2 separate regions of the Homo sapiens genome follow, and region 2 is linked to region 1. The links are chromatin loops, found by intact Hi-C in ENCODE. Cell type or tissue: heart right ventricle. All regions are shown on one strand. Each heading gives the region's core, and the rest is flanking DNA. Links, peaks and the distances in the headings are about the cores only. Region 1 overlaps NT5C3A (5'-nucleotidase, cytosolic IIIA). Region 2 overlaps LINC00997 (long intergenic non-protein coding RNA 997).

The links. Peaks named below come from ENCODE experiments on the same cell type or tissue, not always from the same donor. Only the 100,000 strongest peaks of a DNase experiment are listed, where the experiment ranks them.
Region 2: a loop joins it to region 1, with 2.4 times the contacts of the local background. A loop is called at or near these places in 19 of 110 quality-filtered maps.

What each region holds. Positions count from the first base shown.
Region 1 is chr7:33,045,378-33,055,065 of GRCh38, reverse strand. All of the region lies in intron 1 of NT5C3A (5'-nucleotidase, cytosolic IIIA), which reads left to right. It also overlaps the pseudogene RN7SL505P. Among named protein-coding and RNA genes, the nearest start is that of NT5C3A, 13 kb to the left of the region's middle. In heart right ventricle, for the core only: a CTCF peak has its summit at 4,142 (motif pointing right); no DNase peak of the experiment used is centred there; H3K27ac peaks cover 1,382 bases.
Region 2 is chr7:32,761,944-32,771,646 of GRCh38, reverse strand. It overlaps LINC00997 (long intergenic non-protein coding RNA 997), which reads right to left. Exons shown (of 1, transcript NR_036501.1): 1 at 8,723-9,703. Among named protein-coding and RNA genes, the nearest start is that of LINC00997, 8.5 kb to the right of the region's middle. In heart right ventricle, for the core only: a CTCF peak has its summit at 5,805 (motif pointing left); no DNase peak of the experiment used is centred there.

The DNA.
Region 1 (9,688 bases), core at 1-8,000:
GGTGTGAGCCACCATGCCCGATAGCATGTATCTTTTGTTTACCCCGAGTAAAGATATATTCATTCACACTTGAAATATCTAGATTTTAAGTAGCTCTCAACACATAGCCACCTCCTTTGTATGTCCTAGTGAGATGTGGAAGCTAATCTCCCAATTATGTGTCACAACTAGCTTCAAAACTATAGACCTAACAGTACTCCAAAATGAATGCAGATTGAGCATCCCTAATCTGAAAATCTGAAATCCAAAACTCTTCAAAATCTGAAGCTTTTTGAACGCTGACATGATGCCACACAAGTGGCTGAGATATTGACACCTTTGCTTTCTGATGGTTAAGAGTACACAAATTTGTTTTAGCCACAAAATTGTGTAAAATATTTTATAAAATTACTTTTAGGCCATGTATATAAGGTAGATGTGAAACATAAATGAATTTCATATTTAAACTTGGGCACCATCCCCAAGATATAATGTATGTGCAAATATTCCAAAATCCCAAAATACCCGAAATCTGGTCCCAAGCAGTTTGGGTAAAGGATACTCTCAACCTGTGTAAGGTTGTGAGACATAGCAACAAAAGGCTATGTGATAAAGAAACAGGAAATGACATTGCATAATGATTCATGGCTGTGGTGATGTTTGAAGGATAAAAATCATGATTGTTCCAGTTTGAAAAACAGAGAAATACATTAAATTCTTTTTTTTTTTTTTTGAGGCAGGGTCTTACTCTGCCACCCAGGCTGGAGTGCAGTGGCACCATCATGGCTCACTGCAGCTTTGACCTGCTTGACTCAAGTGATCCTCCTACTTCAGCCTCCCAGGTAGCTGGGACTACAGGTGCATGCCACCATGCCTGGCTTATTTTTGTATTTTTTGTAGAGATGGGGTTTTGCCATGTTGCCCACCTGGTCTCAAACTCCTGGCTTAAGCGATCCTCCTACCTCTACCTCCCAAAGTGCTGGGATTACAGACATGTGCCACCATGCCCAGCCCATTAAACTCAACATTATCAAAGGCTATATTCAAGATGATCTTGAATTCCCAAATTTGTAAACGTGGAAATGTTTGTACCAGGCATGTATGACTTTGTCCTTTCAAATCATGTTTGTCAGGTTTCCTGTAGATTATCCATATGCCACAAGTTAACCACATTTTCAACTTTAATGCAAAGTTGTTCTCTTATCTAGTGAGCTACTTGTATATTAGCTAGAAACAGCTCCTTCCTGAAACAGTTTTAGCTTTACAATTTTTTTTCTCTTTCCTTTTGTTGTGAATTCATTTACCTAACAGATGGAGTCCCCTTTGAACTGGATACTTAATTTTAAATTTATTCACAAATTTTTTTCTGACTAAAAGCCATTACTTCTTTCTTTCTTTCTTTCAGTCATTTATTTATTTATTTTAAGAAATGGGATCACAGTCTGTGAGCCAGGCTGGAGTGCAGTGGTACAATCATAGCTCATTGCAACCTCGACCTCCTGGGCTCAAACCGTCTTCCCCCCTCAGCCTCCCAAGTAGCTGGGATTACAGACATGTGCCACCATGCCTGACTAATTTTATTTTTAGAGACAGGGTCTTGTGGCTGGGCACGGTGGCTCACGCCTGTAATCCCAGCACTTTGGGAGGCCAAGGTGGGCAGATCTTGAGGTCAGGAGTTCTGGAGCAGCCTGGCCAACATGGTGAAACCCTGTCTCTACTAAAAATACAAAAATTAGCCAGGCGTGGTGGCACAAACCTGTAATCCCAGCTACTCAGGAGGCTGTGGCAGGAGAATTACTTGAACCCGGGAGGCAGAGGTTGCCGTGAGCCAAAATTACACCATTGCACTCCAGCTCTGGGCAACAGAGCAAGACTCTGTCTCGAAAAAAAACAAAAACAAAAACAGACAGTGTCTTGTTATGTTGCCCAGGCTCATTACATCTTTAGATCCTTTTACTTTCTTCACCTCGGTTACCAATACTAGCCATTGATTGGCGGGCAAGAGGTGGGCATTTTTTCCTACAATACAGCAATTTTTTACAACCTGGCTAAGGCTCCTAAGAGCTGGTTATATAAACCATGACAACTAGAGAAGGATGAAACCTTATTTTGAAATACAGGATCCCATATACTAGTGTTTTACACCAATGGTACTCAAAGAGTGGTCCCAGACCATGGCATCAACATTGAGCAGGAACTTGTTATATATGCGAGTTATCTAGTCCTACTCCAGACAAACAATCAGAAACTTTGAGGTTGGACCCAGCAGTCTGTTTTAACAAGCCTGCAGGTGATTGTGATGTGTGCTAAAGCTTGAGAATCATTTAAGTAAACAATTAAAATTCTTACTACAGCAAAATGCAAATTTTATGTGTAACAAAACTTCCAGGTTACTTGCTCACAAATAATAGAATCGGTGCTGCCAGACAATTACTGTATAAAGAGAGAGTGATGAGGATATAGAAAAATAGGTACTTTCATTTACTTTATTAAAGGCAGTATACATTGGTTAAATGAATGATGGTGCATTTGTATAATAAAATATTGGGCAGCTGTGAAAAAAAAATCTGTATAACTTTTTTTTTTTTTTTTTTTTTTTTTGAGACCGAGTCTCTCTCTGTTGCCCAGGCTGGAGTGTAGTGATGCGATCTTGGCTCACTGCAACCTCTGTCTCCCAGCTTCAAGTGATACTCGTGGTGCCTCAGCCACCTGAGTAGTTGGTATTACAGGCACCTGCTACCACGCCTGGCTAATTTTGTATTTTTAGTAGAGACGAGGTTTCACCATGTTGGCCAAGCTGGTCTCGAACTCCTGACCTCAGGTGATCCACCTGCCTCAGCCTCCCAAAGTGCTTGGATTACAGGTGTGAGCCACTGTACCGGGCTATGTTAACATTTTAAAAAGCTCAAGAAATGGTGACAAGGGGAAAAGGCAAGTTGCAGAACAGTTGTGCTCCCAAAAGAAATACACATGTATATCCTTATGTCATTGGAAATTAAAAAACAAAACAAAACAAAACAAAACAAAAACTTTAGAAGCTGTTTCTAGTTTTACTAATGACAGTGGACTTGGGAGGATGAGACCAGGAAGGGAGACTTCAACTTTTTCATCCTTTAACTTTTTATATTGTTTGACATATCATGAGCATGTATTGCTTTTATATATTTTTTAAATCGGTTTTTTAAAAGCAACAAGATTTTTTAAAGTGTGTTGGGACCACATTGTAGAACATCTCTATTAGTATAAGATATTTGCAATTTATTTGCTAGAGAGGCTTTGGGTATGGTTTTTAAAATAAGTGATACCATCTGGAATGTGTTTTGATACAATTAAACTGATAACTGAGCACGCACTAAATTAATATTATTAGAATCTGGAGGTGGGGAGCAGGAATTAAAATAAGCCTGTATTAAAGATAATGAAGTATTAAACTGTTATGGGAGCAGTAGAAAGAGGAAGACAGAAAAGAGATGGATTGCAGAGGTGAAATCTATAGGACTTTATATTTTTTGCACAGTGTTTTGGATTATCCTTAATGTTCATAGTAGTTTGAATGTTCCTGTGTATTTTATGTTAAATAGTTTCCATATTTACCTCTTTTGTTTGCTTTAAAAATAGTTCAGTTGGCCAGGCGTGGTAGCTAACGCCTATAATCCCAGCACTTTGGGAGGCCGAGGCGGGCGGATCACAAAGTCAGGAGTTCGAGACCACCCTGACCAACATGGTGAAACCCCATCTATACTAAAAATACAAAAATTATCTGGGAGTGGTGGCAGATGCCTGTAATCCCTGCTACCCAAGAGGCTGAGGCAGGAGAATCACTTGAACCCCAGAAGCAGAGGTTGCAGTGAGCCAAGATTGCACCATTGCACTCCAGCCTGGGCAACAGAGTGAGACTCCATCTCAAAAAAAATAAATAAATAAAAAATAAAAATAAAAATAGTTCAGGTATTACATATTTAGAGAGAGTTATTAAAGAGAGAGATATATAAAGAATCTTAAGTCCTATTTTAATCTTTATTCTCTTTTAAATTAGAGGTTGTAGTTTATATCTTCAGCCTAACAACTTGACATGTAATGTCATTAAACCATACCTGATAGGTTTTTTTTCTCTCCTTAAAAACAGCAGTAGGGAAATCTATACAATTCAGTTTTTCCATCAGCAGGTGGCAGACTTCTCTGGCCATTGTGACACACTGCTATTCTATATCAAATTATCTTTCTTGTGTTACGCACTTTTATGTTAACTCTCAGAGTTGCTTAAACCATTAATCTATACAATTTAAACCAAGTAAGACAACTTTCTGCCATTATAGACTTAAATGCCATTTTGTCATTTTTTTCATATATGTTGTTTATCTTCCTCATTTTCAAGGTGCTGATAGATTACAAAGTAGTTTAGCAGTTCATTAAAGAGTTGCTTCATTTGTTTGCCAAGTTCCTTCTTGTAATTAGGTGGAAGTAGAGAGCCAGTGCTTGCAAGATCCTTCCTGTCCCCATTCTGTCTTCTCTACTGCCTTGTCAGAAGGCATAGCCTTCTCCTTTGCCTTATCTCCGATATCATTAGTTAGGCAGACTTTTCCCAGTGAAAAAGATCAGTTTTTCAGTCTATCTGGATTTCTCTGTCAAATGGTTAGGGTTCTAAGGGAACAAGTTGCTAGATAAAATTCAGTGAGACAGGAAAAAGTTGAGAACCCAAGCATTATATACAGCATAGCAAAATGTTGCAAAATAGAAACTTACTATAGTCGGCTTAAGAAAAAAGGAGGCTTCACTGGGACTAGAACTAGAAAGCAGTTAGAAACTGACTCCCATTTGGGTTAATTTGGCACTGTGCTATTGTTTGGTAACTAGGGAAAAACTAAAATTTAGAGGTGCCTACGTTGACCAAGTATACTCTACGCATTTATTTAGTCCTTAAAACACAGTCTAGCTGTAGTTACTTTCCTAATTTTCTGTTAACTCACTTAGGAAATAGCTAGTTAAGTAGCACAGTCAGCATTCGTTTGATTCTTGTACTCTGAAGCTTTTGGATAAAGTTTCCCTGTTTGGGTAATTTAAGCAGGTGTACATTTGTTGCCAATTTTTATGTAATTTTTTTTTTTTTTTTTTTTTTTGAGATGGAGTCTCCCTCTGTCGCCCAGGCTGGAGTGCAGTGGTGCGATCTTGGCTCACTGCAAGCTCCATCTCCCGGGTTCACGCCATTCTCTCGCCTCAGCCTCCCAAATAGCTGGGACTACAGTCACCTGCCACCACGCCTGGCTAATTTTTTTGTATTTTTAGTAGAGACGGGGTTTCACCGTGTTAGCCAGGATGGTCTCGATCTCCTGACCTTGTGATCTGCCTGTCTCGGTCTCCCAAAGTGCTGGGATTACAGCCGTGAGCCACTGTGCCCGGCCTGTTGTCAATTTTTAAAATTTTGATGTCTTTCTAAGCTAGATAAATAGAATAAAAATTCTATTTTGTGTACAATATGTACATAAAAGAGATTTTGTCACATGTTCCTAATTTTGGTAAGATAGGAAACTCTAGTGTTCCATAATTTTTATTCTGTAATTCTTTGTGTGTGGCTTATTTAGTAATGATATACAGTATCTTTTTCCTTTAACAAGTTATAGAATCTATGGCTTGAACAGAAGACAATCTTGTAAGGGAATGGGGTGGTCTTTGAAAGTTTAGTAGTTGGTAAGTCCTTGGTTCAAATCTCAGCTCTGCCACATTTTAATGGTTTATCCTTGGACAAGATACTAAACTTTTCTAAGCTTCAATTTCCAGTTATCTAGAATGGGGATGATTCACCTAAATACTCTTATGCCTTGTTTACTTCAGGGTATTATATTAAGAATGTATTTTGACTTTGTCAGGCAATGTTGCTATAAGGCCTAATAATAATAATTAATAAAGAATATGTTCTTAGTGTTTGTATTTTATTTCACTTGATGTTTTAAAGTAATTATATTTTGGAGAATTCTAACAGTATACTATTCTAAGTGCCTTCCTGGATTAAGATTGAAAAAGAGATGATATACATAAAGTTGTAAACAGTGCTTACCACGTAGTAGTTATTCAATACATATTGTCCTATCTTCTCCCTTCTGTTAATAAAGCTAATTTTGTTCAACTTACTTTTAGACATGATACTCTCTTAAAGTAGATTTAATTATGTAATGCATTAAAAAATTATCTCTAAACAATATTCCATTTGAGCCCTCAGATTTGGAGATAGCAGAATGTTTGGTGATGTCATACATCTTTCTTAAAGTTTAAAAAGATGGGATATGGGGAGATATCCAGCATTATGCCAAATTTTGAGCAACAATTTGTAACCTGAGCACTTAGCACTGTAGAAAACAGGGCCTGATCCCCTGAATGCCTGCCATAATCATTGGAGATGATTAAAGTGACCCGGGGGTCTTGGAGGCATTGCATATATAATTATTTAATTTTGAGCTACTGAAATTTAATTTGGCTAAAACTATGCAAGAAACATAAGTTACTATAGATAATAAAGCTTTCATATATGTTTTACCCACTTTTGAATCCCCTCTAGTACACTTATAGCAAGCATAGATCGATCATGTGATTCACTATAGATTTCAGAAAACTAACTTATGAGGTCCACATTCATGGGTTTCCAGTCATGTGACCTAACTTTAAAGAAGTCTTAATAATTGGACTCATGAGTACCTGAATTATGATCCAGCTTTTTATAAGGAATTTGTTTATTTTAAACTATTTACCAGGCCGGGCAAGGTGGCTCATACCTGTAATCCCAGCACGTTGGGAGGTGGAGGCAGGAGGATCACCTGAGCCTAAGAGTTAGAGACCAGCCTGGGCAAAATAAGGGGACCTCATCTCTACTAAAAATCAAATACATCAAAAAAAAACCACACACACACACACACACACAAATCAAATGTATCAATACTATAAATGAAGACGCCATTTATGGTATTATCTTACATCCTGTTTTCTTGGACCTGACCTACCTATTGCAACATAAATGTCATTTCCTCTAAAAGTTTATTTAAATACAGAATTTAATCCTATTTAAGTAAGAAATCAAAAGACACACACACACACACACACATACACATATAAAAGCCAGGTGTGGTGGCACATGCCTATAGTTCCAGCTACTTGAGAGGCTGAGGCAGGAGGATCACTTGACCCCAGAAGGTTGAGGCTGGTAAGCTAAGATCATACCACTGCACTCCAGTCTGGGTGATAGAGTGAGACCCTGTCTCAAATAAATAAATAATTTATCTATTTTATTTTGTATTGATTCTTTTTATATCATACAATACACGTTGATATAAAAGTGAATCTAGATGAGCAAAAGAAATCTATAATTTTCACCACCTTAAAAGACCCCCGTTTTAGTAAGTGTACTTCCTTTATTTTTCTATGTATATAATTAAGTATAATTTTTTTACCCAAATGAAGTCATTCTGTAATGTTTTAAATCAAGATTGTTTACTTAATTTGTTTATAAATTTATACTTATATTTTCATAACTATATTGTATTTATGCTATTATATCACATGGATATCATAACTATTTAAAAATGTATTTAATTGATGCATAGTATTCAACTCAAGTTATCACCCGCCAGTCCTTCATATGATTTCAGATAATTTTGCTACTAGTTACTATTAATTCATGAATTTAAATCTCAAAATAATTTTGTTTATTGTTCTCTTGCCTTAGTATTTACTTAATGTGTTTATGTGGCACAGTAAGAAGGAAGGGTAGTAAGTTAAATCTTAACTTTTTACTCCTCATTTAGATGTACTCGATATAGTGCACCAATAATAAAAGCTTAAATTGCATTACCTTTTTGCCATTTTTAATTTAACTTATAACAAAATAGTGATCTTAAACAATATTGTTTGTTTCTTTTTAAGGGCAGGAATACCAATTGTGAGATGTAGAAGGAGTCCAAAATTAAAACAGAAAGCTTTTCATCTTGTTTCATTTCAATCATAGAGATTCAGCTATAATAAAATAAAAAGATTCGGGAGGCTGAGGTGAGAGGATCGCTTGAGCATAGGAGTTCAAGACCAACCTACTACACCCCATAGCAAGACCCGACTCTTAAAAAAAAAAAAAAAAGAAGCCAGGTGTGGCAGGGTGCACCTGTGGTCCCCACTACTCCAGAGGCTAAGGCAGTAGAATTGTTTGAACCCGGGAAGCAGAGGCTGCAGTGAGCCAAGATTGCACCACTGCACTCCAGCTTGGGCGACAGAATGAGACTCCATCTCCAAAAAAAAAAAAAAAGTCAGTGCTAAGCATCTTGAAATATTCAAACATATGGCATTTGAAAGGAGAGCCAGGAAAGACTCCCTTCATTTATGTTATTGTCTTACATCCTATTTTCTTGAACCTGACCTACCTATTGTAACATCAGTGTCATTTCTGCTAAAAGTTTAAAACAGAATTTAATGCTTTTTAAGTAAGAAAGTAAAAAAGATATAGTTCATGTTCAACAATTTTACTTGAGTTTTTGAAAATTAAATTACTTGATCTAGATTTTTGCAATTTTTTTTTTTTTGAGACAACCTCCCCCTGTCACACAGGCTGAAGTGCAGTGGCATGATTGTACTGCAGCCTCTACCTTCTGGGCTGAAGTGATCCTTCCACCTCAGCCTCCTGAGAAGTTGGGGCTACAGGCACATGCCACCACACTTGGCTAATTTTTTAACATTTTTTGTGGATACAGGGCCTCTGTATGTTGCCCAGGCTGGTCTCAAACTCCTGGGCTCAAGCAATCCTTCTACCTCGACTTCCCAAGGTGCTGGGATTACAGATGTGAGCCTCAGCCCCAGGCCTAGATTTTTGCAAAGTTTAAGAAATACATTGAGATGGGAACCATAGGTTCTCATCAGTTTGCATATACATATGTCTGTAAATTCATAAGGCTGCAATCAGTCTCACTCACAGTCATCTACTAGGATAAGTTTTTGCAGTGATCTTAAATGATAAAAAACATGAGGCTGGGCGTACTGGCCTAGCGCCTATGGTCCCTGGGAGGTTGAGGTGAAAGGATCACTTGAGCCCAGGAGTTCCAAGCTTTAGTGTGCTGTGCCAATCAAGTGTCTGCACTAAGTTCGGCATCAATATAGGAACCTCCTGGGAGCAGGGGACCACCAGGTTGCCTGAGGAGGGGTGAACTAGCCCTGGTTGAAAACAGAGCAGGTCCATACTCCTAAGCTGATCAGTGGTGGGGTCATGCCTGTGAATAGCCACCGTACTACAGCCTGGGCAACATAATGAGACCCTGTCTCTATGTTTTTTTAAAAAAAATTTTAATTAAAAAAAAAAATGAGGGCCGGGTGCGGTGGCTCACGCCTGTAATCCCAGCACTTTGGGAGGCCAAGGTGGGCGGATCATGAGGTCAGGAGATCGAGACCAGCCTGACAACATGGCGAAACCCCATCTCTACTAAAAATACAAAAATTAGCCAGGTGTGGTGGCGCACGCCTGTAGTCCCAGCTACTCGGGAGGCTGAGGCAGAAGAATCGCTTGAACTCAGGAGGCGGAGATTGCAGTGAGCCGAGATCGTGCCACTGCACTCCAGCCTGGGTGACAGAGTGAGACTCCGTCTCAAAAAAAAAAAAAAATTTTTCATTTGCCATTCATTTTCAAAAAATATGATAAATGATTATTTCATCTCTGTTTTCTGCTCCTTATACATTTTAAACCGTA
Region 2 (9,703 bases), core at 1,085-9,084, 280 kb after region 1:
GAACCATGCATCATGAATTTGCAGAGAATAAACCAAGCATGCTCAGCTCTGCCTTCCCCTTCTCTTGGGAGTAGGCTGCTTATAGGAAGCTGATGTTCTCCTTTGCCCCTCCATGTGTAAATATTACCTGTGCATTCATTAAGCTAATATTTATTGGTGTCTACTCAATTTTGGGTGTGGTTCTGTCCTTGGGAATACAACATTGAATCAAACAAAGATCTTTGTCTCATGAGAAATATCAACAATAAACAATAAACATAGCCAGTAAGCACATTGTACAGTATGTTAGAAAGCAATACATACTACTGCAAAAGAAAAATGCCGGATAGTCAGGCATCCGGATTACTGGGCTGGCAGCTGCAGTATTAAATGATGTAGTCTGGATGGGCCTCTCTTAGAAAGTACCATGTGGGCAAAGATCTGAGGAAAGCAAGGATGTTGGACAAGCACATATCTGGGAGAAACATATTCTCAGAGGGGGAACTGCTCAAGTTCATGGGGAGGTGGCTCAGAGGCTCATTCTGACAAACATGAGTGCTGTTTGTTGCTGAAACTCAGAACCCTGGCAAATGCCATCGACTTTGAGGTGAATCTTGACTATTCTCTTCCTCAATTCAAGCAATCACCTGTCCCCAGTGTAAGTAGGGCATCAGGTTCTTGCCCCCAGCATAGGTGGGTTTAATCACCAGGTGAACCTGCTGAGGTGTTTGTTGCCTGGAACGAAGCCTCAATCGGCATTGGCTATAGTTAGCACTTTTACCAGCTCTGCAAATGGATGCGAATGGTCCCTTAGCTTGCCTGCCTCAGCCGCCTCAGCTGCCTCAGCTTTGTGTCCAAGAGGACAGTGTTACAGCAATGGCTGTCTATTGGCAAAGAAAGGAGCACGTTGCTTTTCTTTGAAGATGCAGTCTTCAGTCTCCAAAGCATGGTCCAGAACTAGGATGGGGGTGGGGAGAGTGGGGAAGTGGGGGCCAAGTCTGAAAATCCTGGGGGTCTGTGAAGTCAAAACTATTTTTCTAACAGTATTAAGATGTTACTTGCCTTTTTCATTTTTGTTCTGTCATGTGTACAGTGGAATTTTCCAGAGGTTACATGGCATGTTATAATGCAACAGATTAAGTGCAGAGGGAGATTAAAATACTCTTTTTTTTGCTAACTACATATTTGTGAGGACTGATTTTCCTTATATATTTCCATCAAAACAGCATATTGCAACAGATTGAATGCAGAAGATATGAAAATCTGTCTTCTATTAAGTCAAACTTAAAGAGATTTGCATAAAGTTAAAACAATGTCACTTTTCTCACTAAATTTTTGTTGAAAATAGTTATTTTCATATAAAAGATATTTCTGTTAATATAGTGAGTTTATTATTGTTATTTGTAAATGATTTATAAACAAATATTTTTTCATTTTAAAGTTTTAACATGAATGGATTATAAATATCCATGTAAATATCAATGCATACAATACACTTAAGCAATCATAAAGGACTTGTTTGGTCTTTTTGAGGCCAAAATATTTAAGAATGGCTGCTCTAGAGTGCTTTGATAAGGGATCACATCAGCATGTTGGTATAGCCCTCAAAACACCTCTGCAGAGGTGTCCTTCCTTGTTCCAAGACATCACATCAACACATGGCCATATTTCCCAACTTGGCTCTCATTTGGACATTTATATGCATACATAACCACATTAGATTAAAGTCTATCTTTATGTGAAAAAAATGCATTTAATCTCTAGTGGAAAGAGGAAGAATTAGAGATGTCTTGAGTTTACCAGCAGATATCTAGATGGTTAGAAGAAGTGATAAAGTTGGACTCTTAGGAGGTAACATTCGTATTCCAGTTGGACCAGGGGAAAACATTTAGATGTAAGCAAAGGAGGCCTACACAGTTCCTGGCCATGAGGTACGTGAGCTCTGACCCCCTGGGATGCTCCTAATTACCATCCCATTGAAGAGTTGCACCAGAGCCACCTGGATAAATCACCTGGGTGAGTTGCTGTAAATACAGATTTCCATGTTCTACTCAGAACCCAGTAAGTCAGAATCGAGGTTGGGGGTTCAGAAATCTGGATAAAAAATAAATTCCTTGAGTGATTCATGATGCAGCCAGGCTTGAGAACATTGGATTGGCCTCCTTAAAGTCTGTCAGATAGTTATGATGATGTTTGAGTTACACTGTTTGCCACAAATAGCTCTTCCAGTTGCCTACCATGGGCCCAAAGTCCCAAGCTTTGGTGATGAGTTCTTTGGGGTTAGAGCAGCAATATCTCCAGTGTTCCCTATATAGAGGATGAATCTTCTCCTGAGGAATGCTGTGTTCAGCTGTGCTCTGGGGCTAACATCACCGCATAGTGGGGTATTATGCACTTGAGATCTCCACCCTGGGGGACAAGGAAGGGCAGAAAGAATGAAAACAAGCAGGAGGAGACTCTTTGGATGAATATTGAAGTGGGAAACCAGGAGCAAAAGCTTAAGGATTCCAGGTCCCCTTGGCAGGCAAGAAGAGAACAGAAGATGGATATTGATTTCTTCTGAACTGACTCACAATGCTCTGTGGAGGAGCCAAGTCGTTTCTGCAAACTTTGAAAAATGTTGGCATCAGTGTTCCTGCTATCACTGGATGCTAGTCATAGATGATGGCTGTGAACACAGAGAAGGATCTTTCAGCTGTCTCTGCTGTTTTCTGTATGTAACCGAGACCCAGTTGATCACCTCCCTGTTTCTAGTCTGGCTCCCTTCTCTGCACTGCTTCCAAAATAACCTGAACACCCTTGAACCTGCCAGCTAGAGCAAAAAAGAGACTCTGCCAGCCCCTCTCTGTACATCTCCTCCCTCTCCCCACAAAGATATTTCAATCTGGACTCTTACAAAAAGTGATTTCCTGCTTTGCTTTAGAGTTTTATCACTGATATGGTTTGGCTCTGTGTCCCCACCCAAATCTCATCTTGTAGCTCCCATAATTCCCACGTGTTGTGGAAGGGACCCAGTGGGAGATGACTGAATCATGGGGATGGGTCTTTCCTGTACTGTTCTTGTGATAGTGAATGGGTCTCACAAGATCTGATGGTTTTAAAAATGGGAGTTTCTCTGCACAAGGTTGCTCTTTGACTGCTGCCATCCATGTAAGATGTGACTTGCTCCTCCTTGCCTTCTGCCATGATTGTGAAGCCTCCCCAGCCATGTGGAACTGTAAGTCCAATAAACCTCTTTCTTTTGTAAATTGCCCAGTCTTGGGTATGTCTTTATCAGCAGTGTGAAAAATGGACTAATACAATTACCTATGTGTGCATTGCCAAATATGATAATTTAATTTTGGCTAGTTTTGAATTTCATATAAATGAGATCATATGATATCTTTAATGTCTCTGTCTTTGACCTTTATATTATGTTTTTAGAAGTTTTTTTATGTTGCTGCAAGCATATGCAGTTTCTTCATTTTTTTTTGTTGCTGTAAAGTATTCCATTGTATGAAATATACCATAGTTTATTTATCTATTCTACTGCTAATGGGCATTTGTTTTGCCTCCAATTTGAGGCTCTTATAATTAGTGCTATTAAGAATATTTTTTCATATCTATTATGGTGTATATCAGTCTGATAGTCTTTGATTATTAACTGGGGCATTTAATCTCTTTGCACTTATAATTACTAATAAGTTTGGATAAAAAAACCACCATCTTCCTATGTGTTTTCTGTTTATCCTAGCTGTTTTATGTCCCTGTTTCTCTCTTTTCTTGCTTTCTTTCAAATTGTTTGAGTGACTTGTCACTCAGCTTTCCTTCTCTTTTAGTCTGAAAGATATGTATTTTTGCATTTCTATTATTTCAGTGATGACTCTGAAATTGTAACATTCATTCTTGGTGTATCAATGACTAATCTTAATCCACATTTTGCATGCAAGATAATTCAAGGAACTTGAAACTATTTAACTACATTTAATCGCCTCTTGATTTCTATGCTATTGTTGTGTGTAAGAATTTTTTTTTTTTTTCAGGCGGAGTTTCCCTCTTGTTGCCCAGGCTGGAGTGCAATGGTGCAATCTTGGCTCACTGCAACCTCCTCCTCCTGGGTTTAAGTGATTCTCCTGCCTCAGCCTCCCAAGTAGCTGAAATTACAGGCGGCCCCCCACCATACCCAGCTAATTTTTGTATTTTTAGGAGAGACGGGGTTTCACCATGTTGGCCAGGCTGGTCTCGAACTCCTGACTTCAGGTGATCCACCCTCCTCGGCCTCCCAAAGTGCTGGGATTACAGGCGTGAGCCACCATGCCCAGCCATGTAAAAATATTAATATTGAGTCACCTCCTTGGAACAGCTTTGGAGTCTCTCAGCAATCTGAAAACCATGAGACCAGAAGATATAAGACTCCATCCACTTTAACATTCTGTAAGCCTGGAATTGCACTTTGAAAATGTTAACTGGACCAGCCCTGTTGCAGATAATGTATTCTTAAAATGCAATTGCAGAGAAATGAGGCATGGGTTTTTCATGTTTCCAAAAACACAGAGATTGGCACCTAAACAGTTATGGCCCTCTCCCTTCAATTGAATGCAATTGGAAAGCTTCAGGGAACACTAGTCAATCTGCATATAAGATGAGGTATATTCAAATGATGTTGAAAAAATTGGAGTTAGCAGCAGGTTTGTAGCTCACCTAAGATAATTCTAGAAGAGCAGAATCACTTTATTTCCTGCTAAAGATATTTTTGTTTTCCTTTTTTCTCTCAGACTCAGGCTTGTGGCCTTTTCTGATTGACATGGCAAGTTGGTGTCTTTCCACTTTCTCCTTGATGAAGCACCTGCATCCAATATGAATTTAAAGAGGCTCTGTAAAGTAATTCAACAGCAGCAAATATGCTATTTAAAAATGAGTCAATCCAAGATATGTAAATCTAAGGAAGGTTTTAGATTGAAGCAGTTGTTTTATAAAATACACATGTCCAAAGACACTTTTTTTAGTGGAGGCAACTTGCTGAAGAAGAATTTGAAAGGATCTTTTAACATTTATAAACAGACCAATTTGAAATTGCCTAGAAAATAAGTAAGCTCCAAGAAGAACATACCTATGGCCATGCTATTTTTTGAAGACAAAAATGGAGCTACAAAATTAAACAAAGGATGTATTTCATGTTGGAATTTGTAGAAGTCTTAGAGCGGGATAATGAAAATAAATAAAATTACTAAATAAAATAACTATGAGATCCCAATAATTTTGCCACCATCTTTGGGAATAACTAAAGCTGATAAACTAGAGACTAATACTTTGGTGCCAATTCCAACTCCTTGCACTGTACAAAGGGGGAAAAGTATCTTAATGCATAAGAAATTATGAGACAGCACAAATAAAGACCAATCTTTTATGCAGAAAGTTTCAATTAAAGTGAAATTCATATTTTAAATTACCAAATTATAAGTGGAAAAGTTTGTAATATTTTCAAAATGGTCTTCACTGAACTACCTCTATCTAGCCTGGAGGCTAGAGATGGAACTTAACTATCCACTTAAATTTATATGTATGTATTTGTGAAAGTTAAAACTTTAAATCTAATAAATTATCTGAATCAGTTAAAACAAAGTCATTATTATTTGGAAAACTAAATCTTGGCCATGATGAATATCTTGATTATTTTGATATATGAAATATGCAATGTAATTTTTATGTGGGGTTACATTTGGAATTTTCCTACATTTCATATTTAGTAAATGGATTTATTATAAGAACAGTGATTTTTTTTAAAGAACGAATTTAATAAGTAACTGCGTTTTGAAATTTTGATTTACAGATCATTATTGCCATCTGCTGGTTAAATAGTTTAATGGCATTTTTTTCCCAGTTGCTTTACTAAAAGACAAAGGAAAAACTGAGGCAAGTTTTAGATATCCATAACCGGATTAGAGATCTCTATGTAAGACAAATAATTTGCAGCCAGGTGCAGTGGCTCATGCCTGTAATCCCAATACCTTGGGAGGCAGAGGCGGCAGGAGTGTTTGAGGCTAGGAGTTTTAGACCAGCCTGGGCAACATAGTGATACCCTGTCTCTACAAAAATAAACAAATTAGCTGTGTGTGGTGGCCTGCACCTGTAGTCCAAGCTACTCAGGAGGCTGAGGCAGGAGGATCGCTTGAGCCCAGGAGTTCAAGGTTGCAGTGAACACCATCACACTTTAGCCTGTGTGACACAGTGAGACCCTATCTTGAGAACAGCAACAAAAAAAGCTAAATCATGAGGCATGTCTGTTTCAAAGATAAGATAATGCAAGAATATATTGCATCATACCTAATTATAATGTGCTATTTTAATTGACAATTCATCATAGATTAAATTATCAGGCTAACTGCTTTAAGTTATTGTCATTAGTTAGTATGCAGCTAAAATGCGACTAAAATAACCATTGAAAATAACGAGGTCAAAATAAGTGACCTCTGTTAGAGAGGCTGTAAAAACATGAAAACATCCATGATTCTATTTAACCGCACATAAAACTAAGTGTCATGATTTCCCTCTTATACACAAATCTACTCCTCTCCTTAGTAGGAGTAGATACATAATGATTTAGGCAACTATCTCTGTTAACTAATGAACCTAAAACATGTACTACTGTTCAATAATTACTAACATATCACTTGATGACAAACAAACCAAGTGAGCAAAATATTAATTGGAAGTGTTGGCAAAAATAGCAATAACTTTTGCACCAACCTAAAAATCCTCACTACTGCACTATAGGATGGCCAGTCTAGAACATAATAAAGGAACATTTGTTTAAGCACGTGCTTTGTTTTTGATGCTTTACAAGCATTAATTCATTCGATCACATCATCAGTAAGACAAATATAACTGTCTTCATTTTTCAGATGAGGAAATTAATCCTAGAGTGGCTAAATTACTAGCTCAAGGTCATACATTGGTAATCTTCCTATATGAGTCCCCTGTGTAAAAGATTTAGAGCAGCACATGGCACACAGTTAATTTTATGTGTTACTAAACATATGAATCATAAAATATATCCTGCTTCATTTTTCCTTTAACACTATATCATGACTATTTTCCCATATTATTAAATATCCATGCAAAATGACTTTAGTGGCTGTAATGCTTCATTATATGAATGTTTCATAACTTAGTGTTTGGCATTGAGGCCATTTCTATTTTTTCAACGATATAAATAATAGCACAATGAACATTCTTATAAAAAGATTAATTTTTTAAATGATAAAATGACCAGATTTGCACTTTCAAGGACTAGATCATGGGTAAGAGCATATTTTATCCCACCAGGACACCAAGTGATGCAAAAGGCAGTTGGAAACTCCAGAAGAAACAAACTGACTAAAAAGAAAAACAATCACTCCACTTCACTTATTGTTGCAAAAAAATTAAAAAGTCATACTTTAAAATAAGGTCCTTTATTTTGAGTTTGCCTAGCCATTCAAGAATATATTCTTAACAACCACCATAAATACTTTGTATTTTAAATGCAGTATTGGACAGATAGAATTTATTAGCTGTTAAAACTTGGGCAAATAACTACATCCTGATGCTTGATTTTAAAATTTGCATATAGTTATTGCATGAATTAAGTAAGAAAACATTTTGAGCACCAAACACAATGCCAGGAATGTAGAAATGCTCCTTAAAAAAAAATCTCCCAAAACAAGAAATGAACAGTAATAGCACTTACTGAATTTAAATGAATGACAAGATAAATAGTACTGTCAGTTAAGTGCTCTAGACCTTCAGAAAAAGCATAATTAATATGGACTGGAGAAATGGGCTGGGGCTTGGAAGGTGATAGCATTCAGATGGGCAGGGAGAAAAGGATGTAAAAGCCAAGGGGTGGCTTTTCCATATGAGTAAAGGAATTCAGCAGTTATGGTGTCTCAGGCTGTGGACCTCACCTGAAATGACTGGGATGGAAGATTTGTGCCTGAGGAAGTGGGAAATTAAAGTTGAAAAGGTATATTGGGCAATTATTGAAGGCATTGGTGAGCAAGCCTAGGACTTGATTTGTGGGCTATGGGGAGCCATGAACATTTTTGTGCTGTGTTGCATCAGGAAAAATTAACCTGGCCACAATGAGCCATGATTTAGACTGGTCAGTTAGGATATGGGAGTTCAATTTGATCCATCATCAGACAGATGGGAAGTGAAGCGGTGTGGGCTCCATCCAGCATATGGCCCGTGACAAGAGGACATGGAAAATGTCAGTGGCCCCAGTGCATCTGTGCCAGCCGCTTTGGCCTCCTGTAGGGCTGCGCGGTGACTGGGAGCTAAGGGCTCCCCTCTTAGTTGGTCCTGGCTGGTGCTGAAAGCGCTTGAGCACACCGCTCCTAGGGCTGACGACTTCTGAGGAACCTTATTTTAAAAGCATTTTGCTTTAAGATTCAGTAAACGCTGTCCCATGCCAAGGAATTGGCGTCAACCTGAGGCTCTGGGATCAGACCCACCGGACTCAGGCCGGCTCTGCCACGTGTTGCCCGCAGTCTCGGCCCGTTCCCTCCGCATTGACAGCGGGCACTGACTGTCCGATACCCCAGCGATCGTAGGAGAGCAGAGACGTTCCTAATGCCGCGGGCACCACGGGCGGGCCTGCGGGTCCGTTGGCTTTCCTGACACACTTCCTACAGTCATTTCTTTCAGCTGAGATCTTCCCCTTTAATACTTCGTTAATTTGTGGCAGGACGAGTCGCAGACAAAACTCCTCAGACACCAGATTAAAGAAGGAAGAGGTTTTTTATTCGGCCGGGAGCGTCGGCAGACTCGTGTCTTAAGAGCGGAGCTCCCCGAAAAAGAAATTCCTAGGCCTTTTAAGGGCTTACAACTCTAAGGGGTCTACGTGAAAAAGTCATAATAGATCAAGTAAGCGTGAAAAACGTGACTGGGGGCTACATACATCAGCTAACAGAACAAAAAGTTTTACAGTACTTTCTCATACAGTGTCTGGAATTTACACATAACACCAATAGTTTTGGTCAGGGGTTAATAATATTATTATTATTTTAGCCACCAGGGCCAGGTGGTGGTGCCAAGGTCCTCCAGCTATTTATCTTACTTCTGTTTCTTTCTAACTTTTTGCTTTCTCCCTTTTCTCCTGTCTTATAAAATAGGGAATAGGAGAGGTTGGGGAGAAACTGAGAAGGACAATAGGAGAAGTGGTGACCTCATACCATAAATTAACGTGTAACCTTTTGGTTAAAATGTCAAAGCTAAGACTAAACTCGAAGAAAAGAATTAAATCACGGGAAGTTCTTCAGACTTAGTCGCCAGCAAGGTTATGGCCCGAAGTGGTGCAGGGGCGGCACGCGGGGAAGCGACTGGCAGAGCTGTGCGCACTGGGGGTGCTGCAGGCGCTGGGGAGAGTGTGGAGAGGCTGCGTGGAGCTGCGCGCTCGGGGTGGGGGCTGCACTCCCAGTGAAGCGCGTGAAGGGCGAGCGGTGATGGGTTCTGCGCCAGTGGGGCTGGGAGCGTGTGGGGGGCTGTACGTGCAGCTGCCGCAAGGTGGAGAGTGCACGTGTGGGCTTGGGGACTACGCGCACCGGGGGCTGAAGGCGTTGGGGAGGGTGTGGGGGGCTGTGCGTGGGGCTGCCCTCACTGGAAGCTGCACGCTCAGGGAAGCTCGGAGGCGGGGGTCCTGCGAGTGCTGGGGAGCACGTGGGGGGACACGCAGGGACTGCCCGCGCAAATGGCTTCGAACGCA